2 separate regions of the Mus musculus genome follow, and region 1 is linked to region 2. The links are chromatin loops, found by intact Hi-C in ENCODE. Cell type or tissue: left cerebral cortex. All regions are shown on one strand. Region 1 holds the start of Afg1l (AFG1 like ATPase). Region 2 overlaps Afg1l (AFG1 like ATPase).

Region 1 (5,000 bases), 60 kb before region 2:
GGGGGGGGGTGGGTGGTAGAAAGGGACCACACACCCCACATTCTCCAGTGTGGATGCTGGGCTCCCTCCATGTCCCCTTCCCAGCAGTGGCATTAAGAATCATGGGTGACTCTGCAACACTTTCCAGTTTTCCGTAACAACCCCTCAGGTCCTTTAAACAGTACACTTTGTATTTTTACTGAAATTACTCTTTCAGTTTAAAAAAAAAATCCTTATAAGCTAGACGTGATTCCAGGTCTGGGGACACAGCTGTGAGCATACCAAGCACAGGGAGCCTCAGTTCTTGGAAGAGCAGATAATAAACTAATCACCTAGCAACGCACAGTGTTGTGGTCTGAGGCTGAAGTGTCACTGTTTACCTACTGTGCACAGCACCTTCAGTTCAGGCTCTGTAGTGTGTAGACTATACAGTAGGTACCATATGGTGTTGAGTGTTGTGGAGAACATAAAATTGGCAGTGTTGTGTGAAATTATAATTTTATATAAGACGAGAATATAAAATTGGGAGTGCTGTGTGAGACTTATTTATTTATTTCAGTTCTGGGTAGTGGAAGACCTTTTTAAAAAAACCAGCTTGTGAGCAGGAGAGACAGCGGAACAGTTAAGAGCACATGGACTGCTCTGTCAAGAGGACCTGGGTTCAACTCCCAATACACATGCAGAGGCTCGCAACCATCCATCTTCAGTTCCAGGAGATTTGGTGCCTTCTTCCAGTCTCCTTAGGTACTAGGCACACATGTGATACATAGCTATGTATGCTGGCAAAACACTCATAAACCTAAAAAAAATTTAAAAACAGGTTGCTTCAGCCAGGCAGCGAGCGGGGCGGCACACTTTTTCTATCCTAGCACTCAGGAGGCAGAGGTAGGCAGATCTCTTTGAGTTCAAGGCCAGCCTGGTCTATGGAGCTAGAGTTCCAAGACTGGATGTGTACATCAGCAGATACGGTTGTTCTGGTCAGAGCTTGGAGAGGGAAGAAGGGAGGGAGGGAGGGAGGGGGGAGAGAGAGAGAGAGAGAGAGAGAGAGAGAGAGAGAGAGAGAGATCCAAATCCATCTTTGAGATCCTGACTGGAAGCTTGGGTTTAAGTCGTAGGAAAGAGGTACAACAACTCAGCCGTCCAGGTCAGGTGTGACCTGTGCATCACTGGCCCACCATTGCCCAGCTCCAGTGTGTCCTACAAGCTGGTTCTGCACTGTCTGAACCGTGTGACGTCACTTCCGGGAGCCCAGCTTCTCCCTTTTCTGGTTGGCACCAGGCTTCAACCTTTTCCTTGTCCCAGCGTGGGATTCTTGGGAGCAGTTTGATTTCTTAGGGCCATTGTTTCAGTAGTGCAATAGCCAAAGGGAAAGAAGACACAAGTGTCTCTTTAGACTATCTTCAGTCCCATCGGGGTGGGTACATACTTTGACATATTAGCAGAGAAAAGGCTTGAAGTTACTCTGCCATACTACACCTTCCATTTCCTGTTTCTTCAGAATTCCTCTTCTGGTGACCACAATTTGGTTTCCTGGAATTCTTCTTAGTGTTCTCTTTTTTGGTCACACAATTGAAACTTTGTTTCCTCCTTCCTAGGAATGCTAGACTTTCTTGTTTTCCATAATTCCCAGCTAAATGTTCAGGTCTTTTAGATATGATCCACGGTTGAAGGGTTTACTTTTTTGTTGTTGTTGTTGTTGTTTTATTTATTTTTAAGGATGTAACTATGTAGTTGGACTTCTAACCCTGCTGTCTACATTTCCCAAATGCTAGGATTGCTGTTTGTGCTTTTTCTTCCCAGACTGGTGAATCTTGGGCTTCCTGCTAACTAGGCAAACACTCTATCAGCTGAACACCACCCGACAACCCCTGGGAAGGTCTTTGTCTTTTGTTAAAAGTTAATCTTGTATGGACTAGAGAAGTGGCTCAACTGTTTAAATAATGTGTAACTTATGCAGCCGACAAGGGTTTGGTTCGTAGCACCCACGTTGAGTGGCCCACAGCTGCCTTTAATCTCAGCCAGCTCTGGGGGGATCAATGCCCACTTCTGGCCTCCAGAAGAATCGCTTTCAATATAGGACACACACACCTAGACAAAAATATAATCTCCGTACTCCTCCACAACAGTGCTCTCTCCTTGATCCCACTATTGTCTTTAGCTGCAGCGTTCATCTAGCCAAAGGGTCGCCAGCCTCAAATGAGGGCAGTCGCAAATTCAAGTGGTCACACCATCCCATGACTGCCACATCCACCAGCTGTCAGTCTGGGCCCTTTGGCTTTCCTGTCCCACTTATAAGCTTCTTCAAAGCATGAAAACATGTGCTATATAGAAGATAATTTCTATTACTCAACAGCTCAAACAGAAAGTGGCAGAAACACATTTCAGGTACCCTTCAGAGACACGTTGGACACCGAAAGAAAAGTAAATTGAGGCTATATTATAGCAGATTGGACGAGGTATAATATATACCTCTTGGTCACCTTCATATTATGCGGTCTTAGAAGGTTCACGATTATTACTACAAGCTACAATTGGTTTCTCAGGCCTGGAGAACTAGGGTTTCAGTGGGGGCGGGGTGGAGAGTTGGTTCTAGCCGCCTCTCAGCGGGGTGGGGCGCACCCGCGACTGTCAGGACACGCCCCCTCAAGGCGCGAGGCCTCTCGGGACTTGTAGTCCCAAGGCCCACCGGAAGGCGTGAAGGGCAGGCGTTGCAGCCTTTCTAAGCTTGAGGTCATCTCTCTTTAACGCTCTCTCATTTTCAGGCGTGGCCTCCTGGAGCGCCACAGCACCCGGCTGCTCCGTCGCGTCTTCTGGGTTACAATAAAGTTTTCCTCCCTGTACGGAGCTCAAGATGGCGGCCTCCTGGTCGCCCTTGGTTACTCTGCGCTCCGCCGCGCGCAGCCGGCTGACTGGGAGAGGTGTTGGGTGCGGGGCGCGGGTCGTCGCAATCCCTCCTCCGGCCCCTGGCCCTGGGAAACCCCTGTGGAAAGGTCAGTGACCGTGTCACGAGCGGGCCGCGCAAGGCCCTGGGGTCACCCCACTGTCTGATCCCTCCCAGCTGCACCCGTGGCTTCACAAGTTGTAAGGATCCTAGAGACGAGTTCGTGTCTATTGACCTTTTGCATCTCGTTGCCCCAAAGAGCGCTGAGCGCCTCAGGCAGCTGCCCAGAGTAACTTCCATTTGAGGGTCAGAGGCCAACCCAGTTCTTCCCCAGGTAACCCAGGCCTGGAGAGGGCAGGTGTGCAAGAGCCCGGCTTGGAGGGATGGGGGTAAGCAAGATGGGGTTGGTGTGTGGGGAGCCTTTCACCCCAACCCATCTGGGCTCTTAAGGCTGGTGATGGACTTAATGGTCATGTCAGTCAGGGACCCTATGCCCCCTCCCCGCCCATTTTCTCGATGCAGTCTTAAATTCCTAGGGCATCACTTTGTCTGTTTGTCTGTCATTTATCTGTTTTGCCCCTGACCTTCGATTCTTTCGTTCTACTGTCATGTGTCTGTGAATGAGTGGTTAGCCAAATTACAATCACGTGGTCTCACTGTGTGGTACAGGCTGGCCACGAACTTGAGAACCTCCTGCTGCTCTTTCCCAGAAGTGCTAATTTTACCTCTCTTCACTGGACTGGTTTCTCAAAAGACAGCAAACCCTGTGTCCTTATTTCCTTGGCACGTAGGATGGTGATTGGTGTCTGATGAGCAGATATTTTCAAATGAACGACGTTATTCTCATGGTCTTCCTCAGTCACCTTTCCTCATCTCCAAGAGCTTCTTTATATACCTTCAAAATCGGATATAATTTAACAGAGTATATATATGCAAATGCCGATTCTCATCGTCTCAAGATAGGTTTTTTTCCCCCCTCAGTCATTGAAATAAATACCAGACTGTGAGCTTTACATGGCCCACTTAGCAAAGGGCCTTGCTATCAAGCCTGAGTTCAATCCCTAGGACCCATATGGCAGAGGGGAAGTACCAACACCCACCACTTGTCCTCTCTTGCGCGCGCGCACGCGCACACACACACACACACACACACACACAAAATAAGTAAAGTAAAAAATATTCCTTTCTATTTTATAAACAAGAGAAATGCTGAAGTATAAATCTCATTAATTGAGTCTGGATTACAGTTTCTGCCCCTTTCTTTACTCCCCCCCCCCACACCCGCCATCAAGAAATAACCCCAGGAGGGTTATTTCTTTTTCCCCTCTTGTTTGAAGTTTCATTTACAAAGCTGGCTTAAACAAAGGCAGGAAGGAAGCCTTGGGAGAGACCATGAGGACAGGAAGGGCAGGATTTGGCTTGATTTTCAGCAGTACTGTGCTTTGAACCCAAGGTCTCCTGTGCACTAGGCCACCCTTCTGCCACAGAGCTATAGGTTCAGTTCTTTTTTTTCTTTTCTTTTTTTTTAGTTTTTTGAGACAGGGTTTCTCTGTATAGCCCTGGCTGTCCTGGAACTCACTTTGTAGACCAGGCTGGCCTCGAACTCAGAAATCCTCCTGCCTCTGCCTCCCGAGTGCTGAGATTAAAGGCGTGTGCCACCACCAGGCCAGTTTTAACCCTCTTAATAGTTAAGGGAAAGCCTTTTCTCAGACAGCAAAGGGGCCCTCTGTTCCAGGGCTCAGGTGCTGATCCTGAGGCTAGACTATCACAGCAGATTTGAGACTGGCTTGTGCTACATAGTGAGTTCAGGTCTAACAACAACCAAGAAATCATATTAGCCAGTGGTGTGTAGGTAGAAACGTGACAACATTGTTAATTCATATGAAGTCTTAAACTAAATGTAAGGAGTTATATGAATGAGTTGGGCCCAGCCCTCGGAGGGAGGCAGGATTACAGTACTCAAGTTTGATAGCTAATATGTGATGAGCCCTTTTCTTTTTTCTTAAAACAATGTACACACTCACATGCAGACACATGTAGCATGTAGATACACACTTTTTTTGTTTGTTTGTTTGGTTGGTTGGTTGGTTTGGTTTGAAAGAGGGTCTTGGCTGGAGCTGGCCTGGGGCTCACTTGCCAG
Region 2 (5,000 bases):
TGCTCAACCATTGAGCTATCCCTTCAGCCTCCCCTGCTGTTTTTTTAAAAAAGATTTATTTTTATTTTAAGTGAATGAGTGTTTGCCTGCATGCATTTAAGTCCACTGCATGTGTGCCTGGTGCTTGCAGAGGGTACCAGGTTTCCTGGAACTGCAGTTATGGATGGTTGTAAGCTGCCGCATGGATGGTAGGAACTAAACCTGGTCTCTGCAAGAGCAGCAACTGCTCTTCGTTGAGCGTCAATCCAGCCCCTCGTCCACGGCTTTAAATGCGCTCACATTCTTTTCTTTGCCTAGTTGAACCTAGCTTTTATCTCTTACATCTGCCTCTGTTTTTTTTTTTTTTTGCTGATTTCTCACTATAAACCCGGCATCAAACAATAACCGTGCCACAGTTGAATGCTAGGCTGGGTTAACTTTTTTCCCTACAACAAATTAAACGCCCACTGGCTTTGAAGTCAGCCTCACTTCAATATGAACATTTCAGGACATGAGCAGATCATATTGCATTCTTGCCAGACTCTAACACAAACAGCCTCTAGCTCATTTCCCACATGGGGTCCTTTTTGCCTAAACCTCATGAACAGTCCTTACTGTCCATGTTTTGTCGTCCTGGTCTTCCAGAACCCCACCAGAATGGCCCAGTAAGCTTTGCTTACAGCAGTCCCTAATAAACATTACTACCTTTGTGTCTAGCACCTCTCAAGCAAAATCAGTATTGTTGATCCCCAAAACTTAAACTTCAGCCCACATTTTCTCCTGTCAATGTCTTGAATTTTCTGATAATTTTTAATTGTTAATAGATGCAAATGGTATCTTATTGATTTATATTATTTGTGCATCAATATAAATTTTCTCAATTGTTTACTTACTAGTTAAATTAGTCTTTTATGAAATGTTTGAGGTATTGCTTATTTATTTATTGGGATGTTACATTCAATCTGTCATATATAGTCTTTATCTTTTTGTTGTTGTTTTTAGGGGTGCTAGAGATGGTCAGTAAGGCCTCTTGCATGCTAGACAACTCCGCCACAGGCTGCGTCTCAGCTCCTTATGTATGTCCCATACTGTTGGGTACTGTTGGGTGATGTTTACTGGGTGTTTTCTATGTGCTTATGTGTTTTTGTTGTTTGTTTTTGTTTTGTTGTGACAAGGCCTCTCTATGTAGCTCTGACTCTTCTGGAACTTGTTTTGTAGACCAGGCTGGCTTCAAACTCACACAGATCTATTTGCCTCTGCCTCCTGAATGCAGGGATTCAAAGTATGCTCCATCCTGTCTGGCCTCTATGATCATCATCATCTTCTTCCTCCTCCTCCTCCTCCTCCTCCTCCTCTTCTTCTCCTTCTTCTCCTTCTTCTTCCTCTTCCCCTTCTTCTTTTTCTCCTCCTCCTCCTTCTCCTCCTTCTAAACAAAAGCTTTATTTTAGTTTTAATTGTATACATGTATGCACATAAATTGGTTGACTGTAAGAAGGAATCATGGATCCCCTGGAGCTGGAGTTATAGGCAGCTATGAGCTTCCTTGCCTGGGTTCTGGGAACTGAGCTGGGGTCCTCTAGATTAACAAGAATTACTCTTAACTGCCAATCCTAATGCCTATGTATTGTACGTGATATCTATCCTTCCGTTTACAATCAAGAGTCTATATAGCAATGTGTTACTACTATGGAGTGTATATAACATATATATATATATATATTAACCCTAGCTAATGTTTCTTGAGACTTTAACATATGTCTTACTAAAGCTTTACAACTAAGTATTGTTGCTGCTTTCATTATATCGATGAGGAAATGGCCAGAGAGGTGATGTGACAAATTGATGGGCATAGAGGTAATGCAGCTTAAATCCAGCATCCTTGCCCCGACTTGGAGCAGCTAAGTTATGTATTTTCCTTAGTATACAAAGTCTTGTATCATGTGTTTAAATATCTCGTAAGGCGTGGTTTTGGTCGATGTTTTAATTTAGTCAGCCTTAAACCTAGTATGACACTTGCTGGATTTATTAAGAGAGAATTTTTTGGAGCTTTATTCTTAGTGCCAGTGTATCTGCAGCTGCTACTTCCCTCTTAAAACTGAACCCTGTCATTCATTAGTGTTGCTGGTTTCGGTCCTTGTGATTGGCCTTTGGGGTGGAGGGAATGAATGTGGTGCCTATTTTATAAGGAGATAAATGGAAATTATTGCTGCTTAGAAGCAAGGGCCCGTCTACCTGTGCTCCTGAATTTAAGGAGGGTTTAAGGTGCTGTCTCAGCAGGATTTAGCTCAGATTTTGCAGTGCAAATTCTCTCGTCGTCATCCTTACCAAGTGTGACATGCAGACATGCTGCTTAGCTTGGCTGAGGGATGTGTCTGCATAGGCTTTATTTTTTTCTTTTCCTTAAGTGTGTTTTAGATGCTGAAATAAAAGAATACCCTGTTCTTAAGATTTTCTTTCAAATATTTATTGTATTGTCTTTGAATATGTTACCTGTTAAACCACTTACTTAGTCTTTGAATACGCTAAACTGCTTATGATTCTGAGGACTTCAGATTCCTGAGGGAAGACATGCCTTCCTAATGTAGTATTTTTTAAAAAGCATTTTGATGAGCAGACCTCTGTGTAAATTCTCCGTAAAGTATCAATATCCTTCAACAGATGCTGTTAGCCATTTTTTTTTTACAAAGCAGGAGTGCATTAAAAACTGCTAATAAAAAGTAGGTGCTTGTTTTTGTGCTAATACTAATTACTGATAATGCATGCTTATGTTTGTCAGTCACTCCGTGGCGTGGTACCAATCAGTGGGTGACTGAGACGCAAGCACTTACACATGGAAATGAGTTACTTTTTTTTTTTTTTAAGTGCGTCAGGATGGAAGGCAACTCTAGGTCATGAAGATCTCTTCTCTGTAATGCAATGTCCCCACTCTCTGCTCGCAGACTACCCTTATTGGTAATCTGTAGCCTTGTCTTTTGTTCCGGATGGTAATGAAATGCTGGGCGCTGAACACCCCAGCTCTCCAAGAATGTGGGGCCAATTGTCTTCTGTTCACTTACACTGTAAAATTACTGTTCCCCAGCAAGGCGGGACAAGTGCAGGGCCAGGATCAAAGAGTCTACACTGGCATCCAGCTGCACTGGGTGACTCCTGCTTTATTAATTAGTCATAGCGCCTCCAAGTTAATTTTCTCAGCTAGCACAATAACACCCTATAATGTAAAAACAGCTAAGTGGAACTCGACCACAAACCCTGACTGTCTGTCTGTTTCATCCATTTCTGGTTTAAGCTTTTGTAACGTGTAACCAGCCGAATATTCTGCTCTGAACCTCGGGGCACAAAAGCTGTTTTTCCTTTTTTTGTTCCAAAAAGCACTGTGGACGTCGTCAAAGGACGGCCTTTGTTTTCCAATATTGAGTCACATTTCATTGATTTTCACTGTAAACTAAATGTATGGAGAAAGCTAGACCTGGCTTCAAAACGGAATTTAAAAGTTCATTCAGTTCCTGCTGAATTTTGCAAGCTCGTTCTGTCCCCTCATCAGAAATGCCACTGGTGTTTAAGCATTTGAAAAGGACCTTCTCTATGAATGTTTTTGTGAGAGCAAAATTTGTCCGTGATCCTGAGCTCCCACTGAGCCCCTTAGTCTCTTTCTTCTTCAGAGAGCACTTGAAGTTCCAGGAAGGCATTTCCAGCAGTTTCTCTTAGGTTATATGTTTTAAAGTCATTGCTTGAGACAAAAAGAACCCCTGCTGTCTCACTGTCCCTCCAGGTTTCCTTTGGTTCAGGTAGGTGGAAAAATCTTCACCATCAGGAAGGTCCTGGGCAGGAAGAGAGAAGCAGGCTAGGCTTGTGCAGCTCAGGTTTGAGGGGCTGTGTTACATGGGGTCAGTTGGTAACCTGTCGTTTCCTGATCAAATAGGGAGATTCCCATGTGTTTCTGTATCCTGTACCAGGGAGTAATTTAAAAAGGCGAGGCGTTAGTAAGTAGTACACGTGAGGCAAGTGTAACGAGCGGGTTCTTGAGATGTGCTGGTAAAGAAAGTCCAAGTACTGCTCTCCCGAGTATCTAAGGACCATTCAGCAGCCGCAGCGGTCAGCCTGTCTTCATCCAGCGTTAGGCTGTGTGTAGAGTTTGCCCCCTGATTGCTGATTTCTTTGTGAACTGTGACAGCCTCTTTTAAAAGTGGCCGATAAGTGGACTTTTTGATTATGGATTTGAAGAAGAAATAATTTTAGAGGAGACGAGTAGCTGTGTTTCTGTTGTCTCACGTAGTTTCGCCTGCCCTCTTTTATGCCTTGTTTAATCTGCATGATGCGTTCCTTGTTTTGCCAGAGGCTGTTTTAAAGCACTGTACCAAGCATCCTGGTTAGGGATGGATTTATTTCTATTTTTTTTTCTTTTTTTCTTTAGCAGGAATATTTGTGTTTGGAAGGTTAGCAGAGGCTGGCATGCTGGAAGTGACTGCAGTGCCTTTGGATTATTCATGGACAGTAATAGAAGGCACTTAAAAAGAACAATGAAATTGCTTATTTCTGTGATGGGCCATCTGTTGAATTGTTTTGTGCAACAATTGCACAATAGTATCTATGTCATATCATTCTATTTTCAACAGCAGCTGATTATGTCTCACTGGCTACTTGTCCTTATTTCTGAAGTCCCATGACCATTAAAAGTCACCTTTCCAGGGACCTTTGCCAGAAAGGTATTAGGAATTGCAAATATCCTGTATATTTTAACGTTGTTATTCTTACTCCCTTGCCTCTGTGTGTGTGTGTGTGTGTGTGTGTGTGTGTGTGTGTGTGTGTGTTGGAAGGGGGTGGTAGGATTAGGAGAGAGTTGCTCATGCTCTAATTAATTGGATTTCCTAAATGCTCCGGATACTTTCCTATGTTTCCTACGTGTGCTTGATGAAGAAGTTAGCATAGAACCACTTGATAATCTGGGTGGAATGATTGACTTGTAGCACAGGATGTGTGAGTTTAAAAGACTGTTCGATGGCCTTTCATGCTTTTAATTATCT

Evidence for each region. Peaks named below come from ENCODE experiments on the same cell type or tissue, not always from the same donor. Only the 100,000 strongest peaks of a DNase experiment are listed, where the experiment ranks them.
Region 1: a loop joins it to region 2, with 1.9 times the contacts of the local background. A loop is called at or near these places in 1 of 42 quality-filtered maps.

Annotation. Positions count from the first base shown.
Region 1 is chr10:42,476,232-42,481,231 of GRCm38, reverse strand. It overlaps Afg1l (AFG1 like ATPase), which reads left to right and starts at 2,667. Exons shown (of 13, transcript NM_145743.2): 1 at 2,667-2,969. The coding sequence starts at 2,831. In left cerebral cortex, CTCF peaks have their summits at 2,671 and 3,975; DNase peaks (open chromatin) are centred at 564, 2,662 and 3,505; H3K4me3 peaks cover 1,590 bases; H3K27ac peaks cover 1,908 bases.
Region 2 is chr10:42,415,803-42,420,802 of GRCm38, reverse strand. All of the region lies in intron 5 of Afg1l (AFG1 like ATPase), which reads left to right. Among named protein-coding and RNA genes, the nearest start is that of Afg1l, 60 kb to the left of the region's middle. In left cerebral cortex, no CTCF peak of the experiment used is centred here; a DNase peak (open chromatin) is centred at 3,007; H3K27ac peaks cover 1,025 bases.